Linked DNA regions of Homo sapiens: region 2 is linked to region 1. The links are chromatin loops, found by intact Hi-C in ENCODE. Cell type or tissue: HCT116. All regions are shown on one strand. Each heading gives the region's core, and the rest is flanking DNA. Links, peaks and the distances in the headings are about the cores only.

What was found. Peaks named below come from ENCODE experiments on the same cell type or tissue, not always from the same donor. Only the 100,000 strongest peaks of a DNase experiment are listed, where the experiment ranks them.
Region 2: a loop joins it to region 1, with 4 times the contacts of the local background. A loop is called at or near these places in 2 of 110 quality-filtered maps.

Annotation. Positions count from the first base shown.
Region 1 is chr17:10,841,221-10,847,864 of GRCh38, reverse strand. No RefSeq gene overlaps it. Among named protein-coding and RNA genes, the nearest start is that of PIRT, 6.5 kb to the right of the region's middle. RefSeq lists a silencer at 2,459-2,753. In HCT116, for the core only: a CTCF peak has its summit at 2,514 (motif pointing right); a DNase peak (open chromatin) is centred at 2,514.
Region 2 is chr17:10,291,331-10,299,962 of GRCh38, reverse strand. LOC107985004 (a long non-coding RNA gene) reads right to left here and starts at 8,144. Exons shown (of 5, transcript XR_007065617.1): 1 at 8,050-8,144. RefSeq lists enhancers at 6,017-6,311, 6,646-7,845, 8,097-8,391. In HCT116, for the core only: a CTCF peak has its summit at 4,053 (motif pointing left); a DNase peak (open chromatin) is centred at 4,052.

The DNA.
Region 1 (6,644 bases), core at 1-5,000:
GACCCTTATAATCTTACTTAACCTTAATTACCTCTTTAACAAATACAATCACGTTGGGGGTTACGACAGCTTCAACCTATGAATTTGGGGGTGGGGGCATACTTAACACATAACAAAGAGTAAGAAGAAAACACAGACATTGGTGTTTTCCCAATACAGGGTCCCTGCAACCCACTGCCTGGCCTGAGGCCCATATTGATGAATAACTCAGTTGCATCTTGGAAAAAGTACAGCAAAGAAGAACAAATTTCTTACTCCAAGTGGAGTTCCAGAAAAGAAGCAGGGAAGTGACCAGATCCTAATGAGAGGGAGCTGTTTATATCTCTAGAGACGTATCACCTCCGATGGCTGCTCAGCAATTCTTTGTGCCCTGAGGCAGTATGGAAGCAGTAGAAGGATTTCTGAGGACCAAGAATGGGTAGAAGTAGAGATGAGAGTCTCCAACCCTGGAAAGGCCATAAAGATGGGAACAAGTGGAGGCTTAGCAGTGACCTGTGTGGTAGCAGCAGCTATGGATGACTTGAAGATCAGACTTCCACCTCTATCTCCATCTGCAGCTCCCTCACTACCACTACCACTACACCATGACCACCATCACCACCACCACCACACCCACCTCTGCCAATACCATCCACATTCATCACCATCACCAAAACCAAAGCTAACACATCCAACAACAACAGTGCTATCATCATCACACTCACCAACACTATAACCACCACCACAATCGCGACTCTCCTCATCATCACCACCTTCATCACCACTGCAACCACTTCTACCTCTGTCAGCTCTACCTTCACAACCACAGCCTGCATGGCCTCCAGCCTTTAACTTTACTGCCTCCAAGACCTCCACCACTATCTCCACCATCGCCTCTATTTCCACCACCACCACCGCCTCCATCTCCACCATCACCTCCACTTCCACCACCACCATCACCATCTCCACCATCACCTTCATTTCCACCACCACCATCACCTCCACTTCCACCACCACCACCGCCTCCATCTCCACCATCACCTCCACTTCCACCACCACCGCCTCCATCTCCACCATCACCTCCACTTCCACCACCACCATCACCATCTCCACCATCACCTTCATTTCCACCACCACCATCACCTCCACTTCCACCACCACCACCGCCTCCATCTCCACCATCACCTCCGCTTCCACCACCACCATCACCATCTCCACCATCACCTCCACTTCCACCACCACCATCACCATCTCCACCATCACCTTCATTTCCACCACCACCTTCATCTCCACCATTACCTCTATTTCCACCACCACCACCTCCATCTCCACCATCACCTTCATTTCCACCACCACCATCACCTCCACTTCCACCACCACCACCATCTCCACCATCACCTCCATTTCCACCACCACCTTCATCTCCATCAACACCTCTACTTCTACCACCATCACCACCACCTCTATCACCTCCATCACTTTTCTTTGGCTCCTATATGTCCTCCAAGCCTCATCCTAACCACCAACCTTCATTTGTTTCTTTTATTTTGTTGGGTTTCTTTCTTTTTTTTTTTTTTTTTTTTGAGACACGGTTTCACTCTCATTGCTCAGGCTGGAGTGCAGTGGTGGGATCTCTGCTCACTGCACTCTTTGCCTCCTGGGTTCAAGTGATTCTCCTGCCTCAACTTGCCGAGTAGCTGGGACTACAGGTGTGTGCCACCGCACCCGGCTAATTTTTGGATTTTTTTTTGTAGAGATGGGATTTCACCATGTTGGCTAGGCTGGTCTCGAGCTCCTGATCTCAGTTGATCCACCCACCTCGACCTCCCAAAGTGCTGAGACTAACCATTACCCTTTTGAGGAAGTCTCTCCCATCACCACCCTATGCCAATCGTCCTTTGTATTTTCTCTTTTTTAGACAAGGTCTTGCTCTGTCACTCAGGCTGGGGTGCAGTGGTGCCATCTCCTCTCACTGCAGCCTCGACTTCCTGGGCTCAGAGTATTCTCCCACCTCAGACCCCCAAGTAGCTGGGACTACACATGCGCGCTACCATGCCTGGCTAATTTTGTGGGGGCGGGGGGGGCTTTGTTTGTTTATTGTAGAGAGAAGGTTTCCCTGTCTTGCCAAGCCTCTCCTTTGTATTCTCAATTGCGCAGCACAGACATGGCTGTATTGAAGAGTTTTTGCTTCTGGATTGGAATTGTTGATTCAGTTGCCTGTTTTTTCACATAAATTGTATAGTTCTCTTTATTTCCAATGCCTAACCTAAAACAGTGTCTGGTATATAAGAGACCTATATAATCAATATTTGATGGTGAGATGCATACATGACTACATGAGTCTTTTAAATTATTTAAAAACTAGTAGGTCTTAATTATTTGACATTTTGAAATTGCAATGAATATTACCGTGAGATAGTATTTATCAGCAATGTGTAAGATTCGATTTTCTAATTTCCAGTCCACCGTGAATTACCAGGCCAGACACAGATCGCGAAGGAATAATTGAAGTCGACTTCAGATAGCAGCACTGCTCCAAGTTCACCACTAGGTGGCAGGCACACCCCAAGAGGAGGCCACCTCCGCCCTCGACCACAGCCCCGCCCTTGGGCACCGCGTCCCACTCAGCCCCAGCTCCTTCCTGGGACGCCCCCCCCCCCAGGAGGGGCAGGGGCCAGCAGATAACGATTGCCCTGGGAACTTCCCCGAAGAAAGACGCTCCTTCCTCCGCCACTCCCACTCCTACTTCTTGTAAACTCCACCAGTCTCTTCATTCTTCACGTCCCCAGCTCCCCGTCCCCACCTCCCCATACACAATTGCCCTCGCTTTAGCGCTCCCGGCTCCCGGCGCAGAGCCCAGGGGGCTGCTGTCTCCCACGTCACTGCTCAATTATATGCACCGAGAAAGAGAAGGGACAGACCTTCCTGGAGGCTCCCCCGAAGGACATCTTGAGAACTGTCTGGTGTGTGAGGCTGCAGCAGACAGGAGGAAGAGAGACAGGAACAAGGAAAAACTTCAGAAGAGTCAAGAAGAGAGAGAAAAGCAAAGCCGGAGGGAGCTGGAGGTTAAGGATAACGCCTTAGACGCTGCGTAGCCTCAAGACAGCTTACGGAGCCCAGCCAGAGTCAGGGAAGTCACCTGTACTTGGGTCTCTCAAGAGAGCCAAGAGGACCAGACCAGCAGAGACTTAGGCTCACAGAATTGCGTCTCCTTGGTCATGAACCCTGATGGGAAGGGAAAGGAGGCAAAGACAAACGTAGTGGGAGGTGGAGCAGTTGGAAGATGGTGGTCCCTCCCTGGGCTGCCTAAGTTGAGTAATTGCTTTGCATAACTTTCCTGGGCCCTGGGTTTAAAAAAAAAAAAAAAAAAAAAAAAAGGCTTCTTGCCCTCCTTGGAAGGAGCCTAGAGTCTTATGGGCAAAGGGGGCCTCGTCTCCTCCACCCCAACCCTGGGGCTGGAGCCCCTCCCTCCCAGCCTGCTTCCCTCCTTACTTCCCCTGGCTTTGCATCTTGCTCTGCTCTTGGGCGCAGTTTGGGAGGGGGCTGGGACTCCCTCTGAGCACAGTTTCCAATAGTTTCCCAAAGTTGGTGGTGTTTTCTTTCAGCTTTCTGTGTGTTTGGTTAGGACAATGAGCTACCTAATGGTTATTAGACTAATAAAAAGACACCAAAACAAACAGTGGAAGACAAGGATGTCAACATAGGCACCTCTTTGTTAGGCTTGTCACCGACAGCCAGTGCTGACAGCCCACCCCGGACTCCTTCCCATGGTTAGAACCTCACTCCCCCTCTGCACTGGCATTGGCAAGAGATACCCAGGATCCTGTGGAAACTCCTGCTCAGGGCAGTCGCCTCCTCTGAAGTTACCCTGAAGGTTCCTATTTGCTCATTCCCCTGCCTTGGCGTGGGCGGGAGGGAGAGTGTAGCTGGGTTGCAAGTTCAGTTGCTCCCGAGATCTGCTACAAAGAAAGTGACTTTGTTCCAAAGCTAGCTCAGGGGAAGAAGCACAGGCTTCCTGCCTTAAGGGTACGGCTTCTCTTTTGGAAGAGAAAGCAGGGGTTTTTAGAAGGGGATTTTGCACGCGTGGTATGCAGGGGAGGAAACAAGCAGGTGGGGGTCTGCGTAACTTCCAGTGCCTTATCTATATGTGCCTTATCTACAGGGCTGCCTTACCAGAAGTGGTCAAGTTGGTGCCATCGCAGGCAGAACTAGGTTGTAAAGTGGCCTTGTCTCGAGGTGCTCTTCAGATGAGAGAGAGTTTTGTAGCAGGCATACTTTTGGTTGTAAATTGGCTTTTGTCTGTCAAGGCAAACTCCTGGTGGGAAAGGTTTCCACTCTGGAGCTTTTAAATACGCACACAGTTAGATAAGCTTACCCTATAGGCAGTGTCTGGTGAAGGGAAGGTAAAAGGTTATAACTGCATTCCTAAAGAGCTAAGTAGGAAGTGGGGCACAGGAGAAGAGGAGGAAAGAGGAAAAAAAAGAGAAAATATAATTTTAAATATTAACTTATTATCCCTTAGAAAATGAGAGTACTGGCCGGGCACGGTGGCTCACGCCTGTAATCCCAGCATTTTGGGAGGCCTGAGGCGGGTGGATCACGAGGTAGGAGATCGAGACCATCCTGGCCAACATGATGAAACCCCATCTCTGCTAAAACTACAAAAAATTAGCCGGGCATGGTGGCAGGCACCTGTAGTCCCAGCTACTCAGGAGGCTGAGGCAGGAGAATCGCTTGACCTGGGAGGCGGAGGTTGCAGTGAGCCGAGATTGCGCCACTATACTCCAGCCCGGGAGACAGAGCAAGACTCTGTCTCAAAAAAAAAAAAAAAGAAAGAAAGAAAAAAGAAAAGAAAAGAAAAGAAAAGAAAAGAAAATGGGAGCACTCAGTTAGAAGGGGATTTTGGAAATGACCATGGCATTCAGAGTCTTTTGGCTCAGTAACCAGTTCCAGCATCACAAGGGAGAAGCAAACAGAAAATGTAGCTCCTGGCCGAACGGCATGTGGGCCAAAGCCCTCTATGCATTGCCAGGTACCTTATGAATATTCATGTGACTCCTTATTCACCATTGACTGGGCACCCCTCCTGGGCCAAGGCATTGTACTAGGATCCAGGGCCACAGTGGAAATTGAGACACGGCCCTTGCAAAATGCAGGCAAGTGATAAATGGCACCGTGAGGAAGCAGGCAGCCAAATCTGGAATGAGGGAAGTTCTCTAAGACAGAAGTCCTGTGTCTTCAATAAATAAATGTTATGAATAGAAGAGGGAAAGGCTGTTAGAGGCCAAAAGAAGTGCTGGAGGCAGACCTACTAAAAGTAATCACTGGAACTTGCTGGGATCCTGCTTTGAAGAAACCTGACTCTAAAAGGGTGGTTTCGAGGCTGGGCACGGTGGCTCACAACTGTAACCCCAGCACTTCGGGAGGCCAAGGCAGGAGGATCGCTTGAAGCCGGGAGTTCGAGACCAGCCTGGGCAACAAAGTGAGACTCTCTCTACAAAAAAATTTAAAAATTAGCCAGGCGTGGTGGCGGGTGCTTGTGATACCAGCTACTCGGGAGGCTGAGATGGAAGACTCTCTTGAGCCCAGGAAATCCAGGCTGCAGTGAGCCATAATTGCACCACTGCATTCCAGCTTGGGCAACAAAGCAAGACCCTGTTTCAAAAGCAAAAAAAAAAAAAAAAACAACGTTGTTTTGAGACAATCAAGGGAATGTGAATGTGGAATGGGTATTCACTTTAAGAATGCTTCAACTTCATGTATGGTTATGATGGCACTGTGGTTATTATTTCAAAAAAGAAGGAAGGAGGTCATCTGTTAGGGAAACACAACTCTCTATTTGCAAGGCTTTACTGAAGAAGAGACGTATAGAATTAACTTTAAAATACTAAGTGAAATAAAGTATCTTGACCAATGTGGGGGTTAGGAGTGCCAACCTCTGTGCAGTAAAAACGTCATATGTAAGTTTTGACTCCCCCAAACTTAATTATTAATATCCTATCATTGACCAGAGGCCTTACTGATAAGATGAAGAGTCAATTAACATATAAATGCAACAGTATCTACTCATATATATATATATTTTTTTTTTGAGATGGAGTCTTGCTCTGTTGCCCAGGCTGGAGAGCAGTGGTGTGATCTCGGCTCACTGCAACCTCCACCTCCCGGGTTCACACCATTCTCCTGACTCAGCCTTCCAAGTAGGTGGGACTACAGGGGCCTGCCAGCACGCCTGGCTAATTTTTTTTTTTTTTTGTATTTTTAGTAGAGATGGGGTTTCACTGTGTGAGCCAGGATGGTCTCAATCTCCTGACTTCGTGATCCACCCACCTCGGCCTCCCAAGTGAGCCATGGTGCCCAGCCAGTATCTACTCATATTTTATGCATTTATGACATATCTATCTTTTTTCTTAATTTTTTCAATATTTCTAGGCTATGCAGTTTGTATGTAGGTTTCTTCAAATCGTCACAAGTCTCAAAAAAGTCAATATATTTATGGAAGAAATATCCAGGCCAGGCATGGTGGCTCATTCCTTGTAATCTCAGCACTGTGGGAAGCCCAGGCAGGAGGATCGCTTAAAGATGGAAGTTCAAGACCAGCCTGGGCAACATAGCAAGACACCATCTCTACAGAAAAATTAAAAGTTAGCCAGACATGGTGGCAT
Region 2 (8,632 bases), core at 1,805-6,804, 550 kb after region 1:
ATATCTCGTATATATGTATATATATACACGTATATATCCATATATACGTATATATATGTATATATCTCGTATATATGTATATATCACCACAATGTGCATATATATGCAAATGTACATATATATGCAAATTTGAATATATATATTCATATACTATTGGGAATACTATTGGGCCATAAAAAAGAAGGAAATCCTGCAATTTGTGACAACATAGGTGAACTTGGGGGACATTATGCTAAGTGAAATAAGCCAGATGCAGAAAGACAAACACTGCATGACCTCACTTCTATGTGGAATCTAAGATAGTCAAACTCATAGAGGCAAAGAGTAGAATAATGGTTGCCAGAGGCTGGGAGTAGGAGGAAGTGGGAAGATGTTTATCAAAGGGTACACATTTTCAGTTATACAAGATGAATACATTCTGGAGATCTACAGCACCAGGCCTATCTATAGTTAATAATGTATGCATGTATTAAAACATCAATTTGTGTACCTTAAATATATACAATTCCTTTTGTCAATTATACTTCAATAAAGCTGAAAACATCCAAAAGGAAGGAAGAAGAGAAGGAAGGAAAGAAAATAAAGATTCTTTCAGATAACTGTAGTACATTTTCCTCCTAGGAACTCATAATTCTTGCAATTTACTTCCTCATTTTCTCTCTGAATTTACAGATAGGGACACTGGGGCCCAGATGGATTAAGCACTGTGACTATAGTTGTCTAGGGCAGAGTGGAAATTACACCCTGGAGATCCTAGACTTGCAGGCTGCCAAGCAACTCTGCTTTTCCATCCCATCCCTTTTAAAGGCTTTGTCGTACAATTCTCTCATGCCCACCCACAGTTCCCCTTAACATCTGAGAAGGTAGTAGGTACTGTCAAACTCATTCACTCCTAGGAAGACAGATGCTTTAGAAAAGGTTGGATAGGGGCTCAGGTACCACCTTGCTCCTCCTTCCAGCTAGGGTAACTCCTCCCCACCTGCATGGAGCCTCCTCAGGGTGTTCAGGGCCAAAAGGAAAAGGGAGCAGCTGGGTCCAAAGAGATGTTAACTTTCCAAGTCCAGGACGAGACTGGACCCAGGCACCATTCTCCCTCCCCAATGGGAAAGAAAACTACTGCTAGTTTCACATCTCTCTCTCGGATCTTAAGGATCTCATCCATTCTGATTATGTTGATTTGCTTACCCTGAAGGGGCACAGTAAAATGGAATAAGGACACTTATGGGTGGATTAGGAGCCAAGTCTAAATGTGAGCCTCATCCTGACCACTTAATAGCTGTAGCTGTGTGGCCTTGGGTTGATCACATATATTCTCTGAACCTGAGTTTCCTCATTGGTCAAACTGACCTGTGTGGACAGAAGCACAGGCTTTAGGTTCTGGCAAACCTAGATGGAATCCCAGTGCTGTCACATACCAACTGTGTGGTCATGGGCAAGTTATTCTCATTGCTTAGTCTCAATTTCCTTATTCTGTAAGGTGTAGATAACAATAAAAATCATAGCTTTGCCAGGAGGGATGAGGCGGTTGGGGTGACAGCAAGAGGCACAGGGTTTCTTTTGGGAAAACGGATGTTCTAAAATTGATTGTGGTGGTGGCAGCATAACTGTGAATATATTAAAAGCCATTCAATTTTAGACTTTAAACAGATAAATTGTATGGTGTATGATTACATCTTAATAAAACTGTTTTAAAAATTCATAGCTTCTATTACCTGATAGTGAGTACTGGCTTACTATGTACCAGGCACTGAGATAAGTACACTATTCTTTAACATCTTAGATTATTCCTTCTCTCTGGCCTTCTAGATTCTCCTTTTCATCTCATCACCAGCCCACCCCAAATGCCTTTGACACAGTGGGGTTGGAAATTGAGGAGGATTGGCAGCAGCGGTGGCAGCAGAAAATGATTCTGAGGTCACCTTCCTCTAACTTCACCACTACCATTATTATGACTGTCATCATCACCATCATCATCATCATCATCACCGTCATCATTATCACCATCATCACCTTCATCACTATTAAAATCACCACCATCACTATCACCACTATCACCATCATCATCATCACCATCACCATCTTCTCAAGATCACCATCATCACCATCATCATCATCACCGCCACCTTCTCAAGATCACCATCATCACCATCATCATCACCACCACCACCTTCTCAAGATCACCATCACCATCATCATCATCACCACCACCATCACCATCATCATCACCACCACCTTCTCAAGATCACCACCATCACCATCATCACCACCACCACCACCTTCTCAAGATCACCATCACCATCATCACCACCACCATCACCATCATCACCACCACCACCACCTTCTCAAGATCACCATCACCATCATCATCATCACCACCACTATCACCATCATCACCATCACCATCATCATTGCTGAAAGTGTCCACTGAAATGATCTTTTCAATTGCCTCAATCTTCACAGTCAAAAAAATCCAAAGTCAGGAGGGAGAATAATATTATTTCGAACACACAGAACAACATTGTATGATGCTAAGTTGTCACAGGCCCATTTTTCTCTTTTCCATTCCATCCTCCCAACAAGCCTATTAGAAGACCAAGCAAGTGTAATACCCTCATTTTCTGGAGATGATGCAGACAAGTTATGACTTGCCCAGTGTTTGAGGAGGAGATAAGATTGCAGCTCTTCAGTCTCACTTTGGTGGCTTTTCCCTCTGCAAGGACAGGTGGTCAGGATCCTGAGTCCTAACCTGTCAGGGTCTCAATTCTGCTACCACTCACTAGCTTTGAGACCCTGGGCAAGTTACTTCATGACTTTAAGGCTCTGTTTCCCCAGATGTGAAATAGAGTGTAACAGTTTACTTTACAGGGTTGTTTTGAGAAGCAAATAAGAATACGCAAGAAGCACAGGTGGTATAGAGTGGGTCACACCGTACGCACTCTGATAACCTGTTATCGTGATGCGGAGGGTTGAGACCTGGCCCCAGGAGGTAGGTGGAGTACAAGACAGGGATTCAGTTGGACAACAGTCTGGGGTTTTGGCTGTGTCTCTAAGGGGTTTTCTCTGGTTTGAGAAGTTAACATATGGAGTTGGGGGTCATTTTTTAAATCCTGTGGATTCACTTCTCCCTGACACGCCAACAAAACCAAATCTGAATTCCATCTCCTCAAGAACTCCCAGTTCAGTGGGGGCTCTCTAGGATTAAGATACCCCCAAGAAGCTATGCACTTACCTGGCTCCCATATCCCAGCTCCTGACCCCCAGATCTCTGAGTCAGAAGAGAAAGAACCTTCCTATATCCTTCACAGTACATAACAGAGTCTTACACTTCATCAGAACTCTGATTATTGAAGGAATGAATTAATGAATGAATAAGAGAGACACCAGGTACACCCTGATGGTAAGTAACTAAAGATACATATCTTTTTTCTTTTCTGGGGACTAGAAGAAAGAGAAGAGAGTGAAGCTGAGGTTTGTGTGCTGAGTTTTCTTTCCCAGCTTGTATATGTCAAATTTCATCTGGCAGCCGGAAACCAGTCTTAAGCCCTCAGGCTGAGCTGGGTACCTCTGGACCCTCCTACTCTCTTGCAAAATGGAAAAGGAGGTAGAGGGGACCTTGCCTTGGGTCTTCCACACCATAAGATAGGGAGTGCACAGAACAAGAACAAAAGCAAGAAAGCTTGGGTTCCTATCCTGGCACATCAATACTTTCCAGAGGGCCTCGGGCAAGTCAAGAAATGTCCCTGAGCCTCAACATGGGGCTAAAAGTCCTGGCATTACCTACCTACAGGATGCAGTTGTTAAAAGGTTCCTATGCGATGCACAAAAATGTTTCCTCAACTATGCAGCATTGCCCAAATTGAAGATGGCATTGTTGCTTCTGTTTTACTAACAATAATGAAAATAATAATGCTGTTGTTGTTGTTGTTGTTATTCAGGAGTAAAACCGAGCCTCCAAACCTGAACTTTCAGCTCTAGGGAGTTGGAGAGCAGTACCTACCCTGGCCTAACGCCCCCTTCAAAACAGAGCTTTGCTGCCACCTCCTGGCTGTGGAAAGGCATGCTTTTCATTACACAAATGACCTAGAGATGATGAAACTCATAAAATCTTGGATTCGCTCTTCAGAGTCAGAGGTGTCACTGGGAATCATGTTCATCTGGAACAGCCCACTGATTTTGCAAATGACAAAAATCCAGACTAGTGACATGATCTGGTAACCCCTCAAGATATAGCATCAGAATCAGATATCCCAGGTCTTTTGGCTCCCAGACCAGGGCTTCCTCAACTGAGTATCCACAGAAAAGGACCTTGCAGAATCTTGAGATAGGGGGCTAAGACTCACTGGACAGACAAAGAGTGGTCCCTAGTGATGGCCTTGGCAGTAAAGAGTACGACATGGCCAAGGGTCTCTCCCCAAACCTCATGCTCCTCATGCCAGGCTGGAAGAGAAGTGTTGGTCCCAGGGGAGAAGCAGTATATCTACACAAATAGCCTCCTGCCCTTCGCAGGAACAGGTGACCAGACCCTAAATGTTTCTGGGATGAAGGTGGCCCATAGCAATTCCAAAAGCAAGGTTCCCTGGCCCTTTTTCTAGCCCAACACAAAGGACAGGATGTGCACTCCATGGCAGGATACTCAAGGTGCCATTTGACCCGTGAGACCCTTTCCACCTTTCTCCAACGTGCTCAATGCCCCAAGAGGTTGACATCAATGGGATCCCTTGCCCTGGCCTTTGGGTGGGCCTAGCCAATGGGGAGCTGGGCTAGAAGAGCAGAGGGAAGGAGGAGATTGAGAGCAGTATTTATTCCGCATGTCTCTCCCTGTAGTCCAAAATCCCATTCCATGTCAGGTATCCCAGTCCCCCAACCCTTCTGTCTCCAGGTTCTGGTAACCGAGTCCCTCTTACCCCCAGCTTGTACCTCCTTGCAGGCCTAGGGAAGATAATGGAGCCCTGTTAATAGACCTGGAATTCTACTGTATCTCTGTGGTTTTTCTATACCTGCCCACACCTTTGTAGAGAGTCTGTTCCTCAAACACTCCTCATATTATGCTAATTTGGATGTTGACATGGTTTGGATTTGTGTCCCCGCCCAAATCTCATGTCAAATTGTAATCCCCAATGTTGGAGGAGGGACCTGATGGGAGGTGATTGGATTATGGGGGTGGATTTTCCCCCCTTGCTGTTCTTGTGATAGTGAGTTCTCATGAGATCTGGTTGTTTAAAAATGGGTAGCACCTCCCACTTCTCTCTTTTCCTCCTGCTTCAGCCATGTAAGACATTGCCTGCTTCCCCTTGCCTTCTGCCATGATTGTAAGTTTCCTGAGGCTTCCCCAGAACCTGTACAGCCTGCAGAAACATGAACCAACTAAACCTCTTTATAAATTACCTTGTCTCAGGTAGCTCTTTGTAACAGTGGGGGAACAGACTAATACAGATGTGCTATCTGTTTTCTGCAGGTTCAAATTGCCTGATACAGGACTCCTGCCCTACACATCTATTTTACTGCTTTATGGCCCCTTCTACAGAGCAGGACCAGCTGACCATGCAAAGTAAGAGTGCTATCTCACAGCTATTTGTGAATATCTTCAGGTCATAAATTCCATTCAGTAGACAGTAATGTATTCAGTTTCACTGCACACTTCAACTTGGTACTGACCTTTACCAAAATCAAGCTTTCAAGATTACTTTCAGGTCTGTTTTTTAATTCAAGCCAGAGCTTACACTCCTAACTCTTGAAGAAGCAATCATTTCTACCAGGGCACTAGATGAGATCAGTGGTGGCCTAGAACTAGCTCATTCCAGCTCGGAAGAGCCAATTATAAAATTTTCAGGAATTTTGTGAGCCAGTTGTTAAACAGAGATGCTATCAAAATTAAATTATGTAACTTACAATTAAATAAATTATATTAATAAGAAAGGTACTAAATAGTCAAAACTTACAACTTCTTAATTATTTACTACAATGTATCTATAATCTCTTGCAGTTACCTACAACTATTAAATCTGTGTGGTGAAAATACTATCTAATCATGTGCTCTTTGTACCTCTTTCCATCTCTGCATTCAGTGTTGTTATGTTGTTAGCTTGGGATTAGCCATGGCTGGAATATTTGCACCACAGAAATTGGCAAACACTACAGAACAGGTTTTTTTCCTTTCTTTGTTAAACATTTACCAGCACATTACTGAGTGGACCCAGTGAAATCCTAGTAAAAACACAACTGCAGCTCTGTATATAAAAAACTTGGAGGCCGGGCGCAGTGGCTCACACCTGTAATCCCAGCACTTTGGGAGGCCGAGGCAGGTGGATCACCTGAGGTCAGGAGTTCGAGACCAGCCTGGCCAACATGGTGAAACCACATCTCTACTAAAAATACAAAAGTTAGCCGGGTGTGGAGGCACACGCCTGTAGTCCCAGCTACTCAGGAGCCTAAGGCAGGAGAATCACTTGAACCTGGGAGGCGGAGATTGCAGTGAGTAGAGATTGCGCCATTGCACTCCAGCCTGGATGACAGAGTAAGACTCTGTTTCTAAATAAATAAATAAATAAAATTTTAAAAGATATTGGAATATGTAGGGCCACCCACTCTTCCTAACCACCACAAGTCCAACTAGGTAAGCTTATACAAGGTAGCAAATTGAGAAATCTTCTCAGGACTAGGGATTTACATACTGCACAGTGCAGGGAAGGGAGGGAAGGCAGAAAGACAAGCACAAACTCTGCTGACCAAGTCTCAACTTCACTGCTATACTCTATGATAAGAATTCCTTCAGCTGTAACAGAAAGTCAGCTACAAGTCTTTCCGGGGGAAAAAAAAGGAAAATGTATTGGTTCACCTAAATGAAAATTCCAAGGGTAGTCAATTTTCAGGCTGACTGGATCCATGGATTCATGGTGAGATCTGGGTTTTAAAATGATTTCTTAATTCTTTCTCTCTTTCCTTCTCTCAGTTCTGCTTTCCTCTAAATTAACTTTATTCCCAAGAAGGTGACCCCTTTAGGATGACAAAATGGCCAGGCCTCTAACCTATATCTTAAAATCTTAGGAGCCTAAAGATAGTTCCAGCAAAACCCTAGGGCTGATTCTCATTGGCTCTAATTGCCTAGCATGGTCATGTGCACCTGGTCAGAAGTTGGTAGGAGGATGTGGTACTTTCATGAATCATATCTGATTCATGAGCCCACCTCTGAAGCTTTGGGTGGAACCAGCCCCACCCAGACTGCATGAACTGAGAGTCAACAGGGGTGTTTCTTATCCCTCCCACTACTAGGTCAAGTTCCTATTCCCAGAAGAAACAGTGTGGAAAGAGACAAGGAATTCCATGATGAGGGCTCACTAGACTGCACTGAGTCTATTTCTCACTTTTAAATTTCAGCTGGTCATGCCTTCCCATTGGATTACTGTGTAGACAAAACCACACGATGGCTGCAAACGCCCTCCACCCCCGCCCAAAATAAGCTATCTAAGAATGCCAGTAGGCACTTCCCCCTTTTCTGTACTTATCCTCACTTGTCTTTTTCCCACGAAAGAGACAGCGCTGCTAAGATTCTAAGATGCAGGCCATATCTCTTTCTTCCCTTGCTGTTGAACCAGCTGGCACTCAGACCCAGCAGACACCTCTCGTCCTTCAACTCCTGCTAAGAGTCCAACTTCTCTTAATGAATATCATTCCCCACCCCCACCCCCATGACCCAAATTCCATGAGAGGCCTCTCACTGCTGACAGGAGGAGAAGGAGACCATTGCTCAGAGCCACTGCCCCCAGCCAGGAGTTTCTCGTCCCATGACTCAGGAAGCAGAGATCCGAGTGGCGCCAGACAAAACATCTGGACTTTAAAAATCTGGACATGGCTGGGATCCGGACCCAGGGCCGCCCACAGCAGGTTGGCGGCTCCTGCTGAAGCTAGCAGACAACTCATACTTTCAACCAGGAGCTGACAGAGGACCTATGATGTGCCAGGAGCTGTGTATTAAGTCTGTTTGCATGCTGCTGATAAAGACATACCCGAGAGTGGGCAATTTACAAAAGAAAGGGGCTTAATTGGACTTACAGTTCCACGTGGCTGAGGAAGCCTCACAATCATGGTGGAAGGCAAGGAGGAGCAAGTCCCATCTTACATGGACGGCAGCAGGCGAAGAGAGAAAGAAGACGCAAAAGCGGAAACCCCTGATAAAAGCGTCAGATCTCGTGAGACTTATTCACCACCACGAGAACAGTATGGGGGAAACCTGCCCCCGTGATCCAATTCTCTCCCACCGGGTCCCTCCCACAACACGTGGGAATTATGGGAGTACAATTCAAGATGAAATTTGGGTGAGGACACAGAGCCAAACTATATCAAGCTGTTCCAATCACAGAGAGCACCATAGTGAAATAAATAACAAGAATTTGAAGTGCCTTCCTCTGAAAGATATCCCAAATTCATCTCGTCCATCAACTGCCCCCCTCGACTGGTTCGATTCTGATCTGCCTCACTTGCTCTCTCCCTTCCCTAGGAAATGCTTCCTTTCTGAGCCCTTTGCTGATTGTAATCATTCTCTTCTCAGATTATCTTGGCATTGTCATTATCATCTTAATATCTTCTAGTAGACAAGGCAATCCTTACATGGCTACCAGAAAGGATAAAGGTTAAC